Regions from separate parts of the Homo sapiens genome. Here region 1 is linked to region 2. Evidence: chromatin contacts called from ENCODE Hi-C data. All regions are on one chromosome and are shown on one strand. Each heading gives the region's core, a stretch centred on a gene start or an enhancer-like site at or near the end of the contact. The rest is flanking DNA. Distances are from core to core; before and after follow the strand shown.

The links. Hi-C counts contacts between places; a loop is a spot of excess contacts on that map. Pooled maps may share reads with other maps.
Region 1: a loop to region 2 is called in a pooled map of gastrocnemius medialis, with 9 times the contacts of the local background. The contact joins the enhancer-like site here to the promoter of POPDC3 in region 2. A Hi-C loop is called at or near these places in 1 of 50 pooled maps.

What each region holds. Positions count from the first base shown.
Region 1 is chr6:108,648,671-108,655,553 of GRCh38, reverse strand. All of the region lies in intron 1 of FOXO3 (forkhead box O3), which reads right to left. Among named protein-coding and RNA genes, the nearest start is that of FOXO3, 91 kb to the right of the region's middle. Within about 2 kb of position 3,478, at least 14 of the 41 ENCODE cell types and tissues checked have a DNase peak (open chromatin) inside an H3K27ac peak, as active enhancers do.
Region 2 is chr6:105,178,698-105,185,280 of GRCh38, reverse strand. POPDC3 (popeye domain cAMP effector 3) reads left to right here and starts at 5,267. Exons shown (of 4, transcript NM_022361.5): 1 at 5,267-5,448.

The DNA of each region.
Region 1 (6,883 bases), core at 2,229-4,728, 3.5 Mb before region 2:
GGATATAGGTACATTTTTACAGCTCCCCAGATTATTCTAATGTGCAATTAGGGCCAAGAACCAATGGTCTTTCCTCCTTATATTTCCATTGACTGAGGATCTGATTCCAATCTAATGATTCCCAGTCTCCTTAGATCTGGTAACATAGCACAGTAACTTCCTTTAAGTCCAAGTTTCCATCATTGAGAAGATAAAGGTGAGAACTGGGATGAGAGATTAAAGCTGTGATTTTATGTGCAGAATAAGAGCTAGGGTAATTTTATTTTATTTTAGGTAACTGAGGTCCAGATCTGCTTTTCTTTTGAAAATCATGAGGTGAGGGGAAAGATCCTTGACCTTACCCTGCCTTGGGGACAGTCACCTCATTCTGCTCTGTGATGCTTCTCCACCCAGCATGCACAGGCATGGACAGAAAGAAGGCATGTGGACTTTCACAAAACTAGGAATTGATATAGCCAAAGAAGGAAGGAATGGAACACTAACTGATCCTTGTAATTTCCTTAGATATTGCTAGAATCTAGTTTTTAGCTGCCTACTCCCTTCTGCTAGATTTTATCTACTTTGGGACTAAGATGTTGTTCAAAAGCAGGTGCAGAAAGTATGACAGCATAAAAATGTATCTGAGATCAGAGAGAGTTATTACGTCATATATAATACCAGCTATAATGGCCAAAACCAATTTTCAGATTGAGAAGAAAACATAAACTTTCATGTAAAAGATTGCACAAACAACCTGATATGTAAATCTAGCTCCACTCTACTCTTGCCTAAAGCTTAAAAGTTTAAACCATTAAGGGACTTAAAAAAAAAAAAAAAGACGATGCTCTAAAGTAAACATTGTTGGGAACTTGGCTGAATAATTAAATTTCCAGTTAGAAACAAGATTTCCCGTTAAACTGCTGACGATAACCCTCTACCCACAGAGATGGCCTTTGGAAACTAACATTTAAGTTTTCAAGCAGCAAGCAAGCGACAGGTTCTGGTCCCTCATAAAAAGAATAAAATCATCATCTGGTCATCAGAATAATGAATCAATTTTCTATCCAAACAAAATGAGACATATGAGGCTTTCCCAAGGGGAGAAAGGGCTGGGTACACAATTTATCCTGCCCTCAACTGAAAAAGAAATCCTAGATAGGAAGAAAGTTCTCTTAAATAGCATGAAAAAGATGACTACCACTATACTCCACACACGGTTCTGTTGGGTTTTCTAGGGTGGATTTTATTTTCATATTAATTATTATTATTTTTTCTTTTAGTAATCTTCTTTTCAAGCTCTTCCACAGCTGTTTGTGCTCTTGGAGGGCAAGAGAGAACATTCCATTCCTCACAGCCAAACCTGCACTTCCGGCACACAGAGAACCCTGGCAGTCTTGCAACCTCTGCCCACACCCACTCCCTGCAGCATCCTGCCCCTCCCCACAAACTCTCCTATTTCTAGCCCCAGGTCCCTCTCCCCATAGACTGAGGAAGAAGCATCTAAAGGCGTGCAGTCAGCGAGATGACAGTCCCAGAAAGTAGGTTAAAGCTGCAGCATTTGGATGCCCCTGTTGTCTTTCTCCAAGCTTCTCCTGTGATGTTATTGAATCTGTTTCCCCTTCCCACAAGGTGCTCAGCAAACACATGCTACTGAAATTCTCTTTTAAGACCATGCTCAAATTAGCCACACAAAATGGTTGCCTCAAAGAGTTAACAGGCATGAAGTTATAAAAGCCATGAAGTGGAACAGAAATAGTTTTATTATTAATATTCACTTAGCTTAAACAAAATAAGGCTGCACCTTTTTCCAGTTTGAAAACTTACTGTGTGTGGAAATCGAATAAAAGGGCATAGGAAACATGCATCCAGAACTCAGGAGCACATCCAAGAATTTAGCATCACTTTCATGACATATGACAAGCAACCAGGGCAGGAAGCTCAGTAAAAATAGCAATAGCTGGGGAACATGGAGAGGGCCAGGAAACCCTCTTTCTATGAAACAGGCAGCCCCAACTTCACAGTCGCAGACCCTGAGGACCAAAGAGGCACAGTGCCACACCTGAATCCAATCAGCTCCTAAGTGTCAACAGAGCAGAGACAGACTCACACCACCTGGCCTTGAGGTGTAACCCACCACCCAGAAAGAGAACATTAGTACCAATGTCTGGATTAGCACACTAATAGCAAAGATAAAATGCAGGGTGCAGTCTGGCTCTTTAAACCAGATACCATGTTTTACTATAGCTTTAGCACCCGGCAGAGGGCCTGGTACATAGTAGGGGGTCAAAAAATTGTATCTGTTTAACCATTGAATTAATGGGAAGGGGGCAGGAGCCACAAAATAGACCTGAATTATACTTTAACATGAGATGTGATAAAACATTGAGACCAAAGAATGTCCTACATGAGTGAAGATGGAAGTAAGCTTCCACTGCAAAATGTGAAGTAGCATCTAGGTTGTTCTCAGGTTGAAAAGTCTCATCACTGGTATTAACTTCAATTAAACAGCCCAATTTCCAAAAACCTGAAAATATATACCAACAAGTAGGCTTTAAGGTCTCTAGAATAAGAGATGGAAAGAAGGGCAAACTGATAGGGTGTGTGCTACTCGGTGGAGCAAGGCCTTAGCAGGCATTTCAGGTCCATCCAGGGTGAAGAGCCGGCTCTCCACCTGTCATGGGATGCCATGGGGCCCCCATTACTTGGTAATTCAGTTGGCTCAGAGTCCCAGGCACACTCAAAACCACAAATAACACATTCTGGTTCTAAAGTCTCCTCTACACAAGCACCTAGGTAACAAGAGAAATCCCAAATCAAGTCTACTTCACCTACAATCTGAAGGAAATTCATGTATGTGGTGCCTACCAGGGCCAATGCTCTGTGCTTGACAAATTTGATCTCATTTTATTTTCTAAACAAGCCTGTCAGGAGGAAACTGAGGTGCAGAAAGGTTAAGCAATTTGTCTAGTGGGTGGTGGTGCTAGAAATCAAGCCTGAGGCTAACTTCAAAAGTGAAGCTCTCACCACTGCACTGTGTATTTCCTTCTGAAGTCACCAAACTGACCAAGGAGGGAGGCACCACTAACAAGTGACCAAGGAATAAGAAGCTTTAAAGACTACAAAATCTGTGTGATTCAATTAAATGTTCAGCATGTGGTCCCTAGGCTTATGAAAGGGATGGAAAATGTGGAAAAATGATAAGCCATGAAGCAAGCCTTGTTGGAGCCACATCTGCCCATCTGCTAACACTAATTTTTTAGAAATGACACCTTTTCTCAGACAGACCTCAAAGGGACACTACTATCATGTCCTAACCTGAACTGGGATCACTATTTTGGGGAATGCCCAAATATTACTATAGCCATAAACTGAACTTCTACATATCCAGGCTTTCCTTGGTGGCACGTCTGGAGGCTTCTGTGTTCTGGGAGAATTAGCCTGTGACTACGTCAAGCCAATATCACCTGGCTGTCCCTGGCAGGCCTATTCAGGCCCTAAAACAGCTGGCACCACGTTACGGATCCTCAAGCCAGAAACATCAAGCAAATGTCTGCTAGTGCCTGGCCCTTGCTATTATGAGGCTTAATCTGAAACAGGGACTCAGCTCTATACTATTTAAAACATGTAATTAGTTTATTATTGAGCCAGAAAAGATGAGCTTGCTCTAAAACTATGTGAATCTTAAAATATGATGCCTTTTGCCTGCCAACTGACGACGTGATCAGGATACTTCTGTTTAACCTCAATCAAAAACTCTGGTAGAAAACTGCTTTAAGGTTACATATGCCTACTATTTTATTATTTGTCTTCTGGCATCAAAACCTGCAGAAACAAATCACTGACAATGCAAGCACATTACAGGGATGGATGTGGAGGTGCTGAGTGGGTGAGTTAAACAGCTTGAGAGTTTGACATCTGAAATCCAGGAAAACTGCTTTTCTGTTCTTAGTTTACAATCCCTTCCTTCACATGAAATTTACTGGCTTTAGCGTCACACATACAAACACAACTGCTTCTAGCTCTTCAGATGTTATGGCTCAGAAAAACCGTTCCTTTTTGTCTTGTTATTTCAAGAGCAACTGATTTCTTTTTGGTAGCTCTGAAATATATGCCAGTGTGTGGGCACAGTCACACAGCTACGCACAGGCCCACACCCTGGAAAGATTGGAAGGAGTGGAGACACATTTTTCAGCTAGGAAAGGAAAAAGTTTGGGTTAGCATTTATAAAACAGACAAGTGTGCATGCATTTGGAAGCAGGCTATCTTCCAAGTGTCAATGTTAATTATCCTAATAGTCACTGTAAATCAAGGTGTTACCAGTGAAAGAAGCAGAGAAAGTAAATGCTACACACCAGAATACCCCATGTTGGCTACTGCAAACAAAACAATTGATGTATATTTTCTGTACGGAAATAAAGAGTACGATGCAGTCAATTCTGTAAAATGACTTGGGCTAATAGTATCTTCTGTCCCCTCCACACCTCACTGAAATTCAGCTCTAATGAGGAGCCTCCCGAGGGACTGCCTTCTTTAACCTATACCTCATCTGCATATTCAGTATTTCACCATAGTGGTTTTGCAAGATTTTTTTTTCTTGTTCAAAACCACAGGATGCAAAAGCGGCTGATGACCAATATAATGGTATTATGAAATGCTGACCAAGTCAACTATTTATTCCACGACACTCCTGGGTGCTAATTACACACACAGATGAGCATCAGAAAGCTCAAAAGTTCACAAAAAAAGATCAAATAAAGAAAGGACATTTCCAGTAACTAAAGAACTAGGCACTGATTGCATTTTTCTGAAAAAACATTCACTGAGCCACTCAGATACCCCTGTATTCTAACTTAAAATCTAGGGTGTTCCCAAATGTGTAAGTTAATTATTAGCACTACCCCTAAACTATGATGAATGAAGCAGACTGAATGCACATGAGATAAAATCATAGTTTTTCTAAAGGCCATAACAGAAATGCAGTATTTTATTGTAGCAGGCTCTAATCTACTTCATGTACATGCTAGGTAAACTTGAAAGCACTTAAGAAACTGGAAATACAAGCATCAGTAGTGTAATATCTATCACCCAAAGGGCAGGAGAAATAGTATTAACTGGCAAGGACAGTCATGCAAGAGACTATAAAAGCTGAACACACAGTAGAAATAGAAAATTCCTATAACTGGGTGCCTCAGGGGCTAAAAGAACGTAGGAAACAGTTCTTTTAGACCCTGCTTGTGGCTGGAGGAGACAGAAGAGTCTAAGAGGGAGGGGTCAGAATACGGTGGAGAGTTGGAGGGTGAGCCCACTCCTCAACCAGCACGTGTCCCTGTGCTCCAGGGCTCACTGGTCCCACCATATTAGCAGTCAGTGACTCTAAGGGCATTCCTGAGGATGCAGGACCCCTGACCTTATAACTACCTCCTTGGTTAAGTCTGAGTTGGCAGGGTCAGCCCTTGGATTATCTCCCCAAACTTTCTGGAACTCTTTAACTTGGTCCTCCTGAAATTTCCAGCCCTTTCCCTTTAGTCAGGTTTTTCATTTGCTAATGGGAACGATGTGTGGGCTCATAATACGATCAGGTACTAGGTCTTTCCCTAAGGATTAACAAATCATTAAATATATGGGGGCCATTGAGAGTAATCCCTTCACATCAAGACAAGGGAGGACAAATATGAAGAAACAGATGTTTCTGAGCCATTTTCAGGTTCAAAGTAACACACAACAAACGTCAAGTAACACACAACTCTCTGAGGCATTATGTGGAATGTTAGCTGTTTCTCTAGACACAAGCTCATCAGATCCTTTCAAACAGCTATAAACTAAGGAGTTTTCTGAAGAAAGACAGCTGAGTCCTGATATTAATTTGTGGATAGAAAGGGAAGTAGGGGCCAGGCACAGGGCTCACACCTGTAATCCCAGCACTTTAGGAGGCAGAGGCAGACAAACGGCTTGAGCCTGGGAAGTGGAGGTTGCCATGAGCCAAGATCATGTCACTGCATTCCAGCTTGGGCAACACAGTGAGACCCCCATCTCAAAAAAAAAAAAAAAAAAAAAAAAAAGCTGAGGGTGGTGGTGAACTAGGGATATCAGCTACTTATAAGATTAACAAATCTCCATTTGGAGAACAATTTGCCAGGGGTTTCTTGTGTTACTGAATGTCTTTGCTTTGTCAAGCAAAGTACTGACGGGTCTTTGTTCTAGACTATCTTTCAAGGTAGGACTATCTTTCATCTGCACAGTGAGCAGCCTTGAAAGGTAGTCATAGTGTCTCCCTCCAGAGCAAAGGGCAGACATACTTACTGCCTATTACAAATGATTTAAGATCCCTAAGCTCAAGGTTCCTGCACAACCCACTACATGTGCAGCCATCAACCTGGGCCTATCTATGTCACCCCTGTGGGATTCGGGGGCAAGGAAGAACCAATGCAAAATAGACTACTGCTCATGCTGGCTGCTGTGCCATGAGAGAATAACAGATCCCTTTGCCTCTGACCCAAGAGTTTGGCGTCTGGTAGGGGCAAATCTGAGACACTTGTAGTCCTTTTTTTTTTTTTTTTTTTTTTTTTAAGAGATAGGTTCCCACTCTGTTACCCAGGCTGGAACGCACTGGAGTGCAGTGGTATAACCACAGTTCACTGCAGCCTTGAGCTCCTGGGCTCAAGTGATCCTCCTACCTCAGCTTCCTGAGAAGCTGGAAACACAGGTGTGCGCCCCTACACTTCACTAATTTTTTATTTTTTTTTGTAGAGATGGGGTCTCACTATGTTTTCCAGGCTGGTCTCAAACTCCAGGCCTCAAGCGAACCTCCTACCTCAGCCTTCCAAAGTGCTGGGATTACAGGTGTGAGCCACTGTGCCTGGCCACTTTGCCATTCTTGACAGTCCACTGCTTTAGCTTGTGAACT
Region 2 (6,583 bases), core at 4,018-6,517:
TCCTCCCACCTTGGCCTCCCAAAGTGCTGGTATTATAGGCGTGAGCCACCATCCCGGGCTGAAAGTCATATATCTGATAGAGGTTGTCTGGTATCCAAAATATACAAAGAACTCTTACAACTCTACAACAGAAAGACAAGCAACCCAACTGAAAAATTGGCAAAGGACTTAAACAGGCATTCCTCTAAAGATATGCAAATGCCCAACAATCACATGAAATGACATTCAACATCATGAGTCATTAGAGAGATGCAAATCAAAACAATGAGATACTACTTCACACCCACTAAAATAGCTATATTTTAAAAAAAGAAAATAATAAGTGTTGCCAAGAATGTGGAGAAATAAGAACACTCATACATTGTTAGTAGGACTGCAAAATGATACAGTTGTTATAGAAAACAGTTTGGTAGTTCCTTAAAAAAATAAACATGGAATTACCATATGACCCAGCAATTCTTCCCCTAGGTGTATAGCCAAAAGTATTCAAACAAAAACTTACACACAAATGTTAATAGCAGCACTATTCACAATAGTCAAATGGTGGAAATACCCAAATGTTCATCAACAGATAATGGATTAACAAACTATGGCATAATAAACAATGTAATATTATTTAGCCATAAAAAGGAAGAAGTTTCTACATGCTACAATGTGGATTAACCTCAAAAACATGATGCCAAGTGAAAGAAACCAGACATACAATGTCATATGTTGTATGATTCCATTTATATTAAATATCTAGAATAGGAAAATCCATAGAGACAAAAAGCAGGTCAGTGGTTCCCAGGGGAGAAAGGGGAATTGGAAAGTGAAGGCTTTATGTGTATGGAGTTTTCCTTTGGGGGGATGAAATGTTTTGAAGCTAGATAGAGGTGTTTGGTGCACAACACTCAATGTGCTAAATGTCACTGACTTGTACATTTTGAGATGGTTACTTTTATGTTATGGTTATTTTACATCAAATTTTTTTTTTAAAAGATGGTTGGCCGCTAATGTACAACCCACTGCAGTCGTTGGCAGTTATTTTATAAATGTATATTTGCTGACAGATATTTTCATAATCGTCATTATGAATCAGGTTATAAAATAAATTATAAATTAAATTTTAAAGATTATAAATGTTAAATTAAAACAAATTATAAATTTTTACAAAGCAAAAGAGCAAACCAAAGAAGAGAAAAAACTGAGAAAGAGAGGGAAGAGAGGCAGGAAACATGAGAGAAGAGAGAGAGAAGGAGGAGGAAGAAAAGGAAAATGCAAAACAAGAGAGGAGAACAGGAATATGAAAGAGAGTTAGAGCAAAAATTTTAAAGTTGGGTAATATCAGGTGTCACTGGGGGTTGTGAAGAAAGGAGAGTGCAGGAAGGAGCACTCTCCTACATACCTGGTAGGGATATAAATGGACACAGACACTCTGGAGCACGATTTGTCAGCAGCAAATAAAATGAAAATGAACATACTCAGAGCCCTACTTCTGAGCATATATTCTGGAGAAATCATCACATATGTGTCCAAGGAGCATGCACACAGCATTTGTTTGCTATATCAAATGCTAGAAATAGGCCCAGTGCGGTGGCTCATGCCTGTAATCTCAGCACTTTGGGAGGCCAAGGCGGGTGGATCACTTGAGGTCAGGAGTTCAAGACCAGGCTGGCCAACATGGTGAAACCCCATCTCTATTAAAAACACAAAAATTAGCCAGGTATGGTGGCAGGTGCCTATAATCCCAGTTACTTGGGAGGCTGAAGCAGGAGAATCGCTTAAACCCAGAAGGCAGAGGTTGCCGTGAGCCAAGATTGTACCACTACACTACTCCAGCCTCGGTGACACAATGAGACTCTGTCTCAAAAAAAAAAAAAAAAAACTACAAAAAACCTAAATAGTTAAGAGGATGGATGCACTGTGATATGTTTGTGAAAACAAGTAAAAATCTAAGCTGTTGGAACTTTAAAACATTTTGAGCCTTAAGGGAATCTGATTATGGGATCTGAGTCACATGTAAACAGGCAGCTATAAAGTAGGCAGCTGTGACCTTTTGTTTTTCTGATTAAGATTAGCCTTTGTCTTTACCTATGTTGTTTTGTAAAATGTTATAAATGACTAAAGGGTACCAGGGAAGACCCCTTCTCTCTTAACTGTTGATCTTCATTATAGAGTAACTTCCCTCTTTCCTCTCTCACACAGACTTCATGACTATCACATTGTCTAAGATGGAATGTTAAATACACTCTTTTAAATAGGAAAAGAAAACAAGCTGTATGGAAAAGAAAACAAATTGTAACTAATTAAATTGTTGTAAGTCATAAACCAGCCTTGTATAGAAAATGTTATAATCCTACTAAGTTTCTTTGTTTTCTGCTGGTATATGCAAGATCTTAACTTTGGAGCACTAACTCCATTCCTTTGGAGTCTGTGTTATCTGAATGGCATTCTCAGCTTTTCACTTGGAAAAATGCTTTTAAACTGGATTCTGATCCTTTCCATTATTTCAGGTAGACATACTAATAATATAATAGTATATAGTCATTTAAAAGAAGAATTTTATATATACTATATATGTGAAAAGATAAATGAACTTCAAGGTATTTTGTTGTCTGGAAAAGAAAGTTGGCAGATACAGTATAATGCCAAGCAATATATCTTAGTATATTGAATTATATTCATGTATTACTTATACAATAAAATGTATAATAACAAAAAATGAGGGATACAGAGAAAGAGAACTCTGCCATGATCAAGGCAAGAAAATACATGTGAAGGAGTAAGAAAGAGAAAAATCAGAATGCAGCAGGGCAGCAGTATTTAACACAAAATTTTCAAAGAGGGATCGCACTCTGTATATACTCTCAAAATTTGGGTCGGGGGGTGCATTTAGGAGTCCAGGCATGGATTAAGTAGATCCTCTGCTCAGGGTTTCACAAAACTGCAATTAAGGTGTCATTGGTTTGTGTTCTCATGTGGATGATTGACTGGGGAAAGATTTACTTCCAAGTTCACTTAGGCTGTTGACAGAATTCATTTCCTGGAGTTTGTAGGACTTCTTGCTGGCTGGCTATGGGCCGGAAGCTGCCTTTCAGCTCCTAGAGGCTGCCCATGGTTCCTCACCATGTGGACTTTCCAAGCATGGCCACTGCCTTCATCAGGCCAGACCGGACAGTCTCTAGAGAGAGTCTGTTCATAAGAGACAGTCTTTTATAATGTAATGTGGTCATGGGAGTGATATCCATCACCTTTGTTATATTTATTTTCAGAAGCAAGTCACAGGTCCCAACCCCTCTTAGGAGGAGGGGATCTAACACAGGTATGAACATGAACAGGTACTGGGAATCAGAAACTATTGGGGCCACTGAAGAATCTGTCACACAGGGATATCTTTGTTGCATTGAGACAGGAAAGCTATTTTAAGATGGTGTGGTGAAAAAGGATAAAAGCTCCTTACTCAAGCTCTAGCTTATCTAACTCTCAGTCAATAGGTAACAAAACACCCAAGAAGCTGTTAACTGCAAGCTCCTATTTCAGAGGGCTAGGGACTTCCCCAGATCCCCGCCTGTACAGTTAGACTTAAACTCCAACCTACATTTACCCCTTCCTCACTTTAATGCTAAAAATTACTCCTGGGGTGGAGATTTAAAATGCTAATGCTACATATGATGTATGAAAAAGCATATTGGGCCACTGTGCAAGCACTAGAAAAACTCCTCCTATAGGTGCCCTGATGTAACCCTCCCCTATAGAAAGACCCTATAAAACTGACCCACACACTATCCTCAGAGCAGTCCGTTCCTTTGCCTTTCTTGGTGCTGACTCCCTTGCGCACAAGCTGAATACACTTTCCTTTGCTGCTATGTTTGGTGATCTCTGTTAATCTCTATCATGGGAGATCATAAGAATCCAGGGCAACAGTAACAGCTTCTGAGTTTTTAAATTAAAAATAACAGTAATATAATCCTTAAATTTTTAAAATGTAGGACACTAAACAAGTAAAATCTAAATCCAGAGTACATCTGACCTCAAAGTTCATGGGCTTCTCACTTCCCTGGCCATAGTTTAAAGGTGTGTGTGTGTGTATATATATATATATACATATATATACACACACACACACACACACACACACACACACACACACTATGGACTACATCCAGTTCAAACTGGATTTCCAACATTTGAGTAAATCCCTGCAATGAAGAGAAAGAGCAAAGGCCTAGGAGTCAACTGGTTTCTAGCCATTTCTGGGGTGTAAGAATATGTGTATTTCTTGATCCTCAGTTCCAGCATCAATTAAAGGGAGTTAATTTTACCATCTATATTCACTGTTTTTGTGGTTACCCTGGGGCTCAAAAAAGACACTGATTGCTCAATAAATTCTTGTTCCTGGAGTCGCTGTTATCAATATGGTTATATAAAATGAAAGCGAACTAGAAGACAGGAGATGACATTCTTAAATTAGTGGCGTGTTTTACTGGTCGTCACCAACCCTCACATTTGTTTCATCACAAAAACAAAACAAAACTTTGCTAATTGCAAAGGAAGAAAAAATGCACCTGATCATTGCTTTAAAATTGTATGCATTTGGTTATTACTGATATGAGCTTTTTGTCATTTGTGTTTTTAAATTTTTTCCTTTTATGATTGTCTATGCCCTTTACTCATTTGCTTTTAGAGATGTTCATTGATTTGAATATAGATATTTTATTTTTCATGCAACAGTCCGTATTTATTGGTTGGGTGCGGTGGCTCACATCTGCAATCCTAAGCTTTAGGAGGCTGAGTCAGGAGGATGCCTGGGCCCAGGAGGTCGAGATTGCAGTGAGCCGTGATCACCACTGCACTCCAGCCTGGGTGACAGAGCGAGACACCATCTCTAAAAAAAAAAAAAATACTATATTTACCTCTCTCTCTCTCTCTCTCTGTCCAATACACCCTAATATTCCCGTCCCCACTATGGTGATTTACCTCTTCATTTTGTTTACGGTGTGTGTGGAGCGGGGGTGAGAGAGCAGGCGTGCAGTTGCCTTGGTTCAGCAGCCAGCCCATCGCTCCTGCCTAGTGTGACTGTGAATACTAGGTGTATGTTACAACCGGGAGCGGTGTACACTCGGGGAACCGCATCTTTGGAAACTTCGGTCCGTAGCGGCCGCTAGGATTCTCCGCAGCCCCGCACCCCGGTGGCCGAACCGCCTGCCCCGGCCCAGACGCAGCCGCCGCGCCCGCCCACCCGGCTGCGCCCCGGGGCGCGCGCCCGTGCCCGGCACCCGCCCGCGCCGCCGCGCCGCTCCGGAGCCCGCTGCGGTCACGCTGCGCCCGGCGCCGCAGGGTGGGCGGCGAGGCACTCACGAGGGGGACGCTGAGGGCTTCCGCGCGGGCCACCCGGGTCAAGCGCGCTCCGCCGGGAAACTTCTGCGGGCGCCGGGCTGAAGCTCCGGGCAGGGCTGGGAAGGAAAGGTAAGAAGGTGAGCCCGGGGGCGCTGCGTCCGCCGCCTTCCGGTGCTGTCCGCACCCTCGCACCTCGCGGCCGCTTCGGGCAACTTAGCGGGCGCGGCTTCTGCTGGGCCGCCGACCCCTGCGAGCGCTTGCGTCTCGCTGCCCCGCGCTGCCCGCGCCGCTCCCTTCCCGGCTCCGGTCAACTCCGCGCCCTGGGGTCCGGGGTCTGGGGTCCCGGCTGTGTCGCCGCTCACAGCTCGGAGGTCTAGGGGATCCTTTGCTGCGGTTCCTATCCGCGCCGACCCCTGAAGAACGCGAGTCGTATGCCCTAGAGGCTTCTGGGCGAATATTCCTCCCAGATCTTTTCCTGCAGGTCCTACTCTGGCCCCAGGCACCCTGGAGCCGAAATAAACAGGCCAGTTTTGCAAGGGAGAAAAGCCGTTCCTAGGGGCCCTTGTCAGTCCTGGGGAAGTCATGCCAGCGCCGGGAGTTTCCTTCCCCCCTACTCCCGCCCCCGGTCTGTAAGCAAAGGGCCTGACTGGTGTCAGTGCTCTCACACTGTTCTCACAGAGTTGGGGGTACAAAAAAGCTGCCTCATCAAAGGTCGCGCGGACCTGTTTTCTCCATTTGGGGATCCCCCTGCCAAAAAAGAAATTTGCCAACCCCTAAATTGTCTTATCACCATGTCGGTTACAGTGGTATAGTTTTGAGGGTCTGTATTTTAGGCAAAGATGAAAGGCACAACCAAAATACAGTAAGAGGGGCAGTGCCAAAAATTTAGCCAGAAGACATTTGCAGAAAGTGAAAAATTCTGTTTGTAAATAATAAATGGAAAAGTAGAATTAGAAGCCCACTTTTGGACGCAATTTGATTTACTAAACTTCGTTGCTTCCTGACTTTTCACTCTAATTCCGGTAGTTAGATATTTTGAATTTGCAAGCCTACAAACTGCAATTGAGTTTTATAGCAGCCTTAAAAAATTATTGTTGCCTGTTCATACTAAGTTTAGTGGCTATTTTTTTTCCTTCTTGTTTTTAATTCTACGGACTGTTGCATGAAAATATCCTCTTGTGAGAGTACAATAACTTGGCATTGTTCTTTGTGACAATAGAAAACCAAACAAGAACTACATGAGACAGAAAATATAAACAAAAAA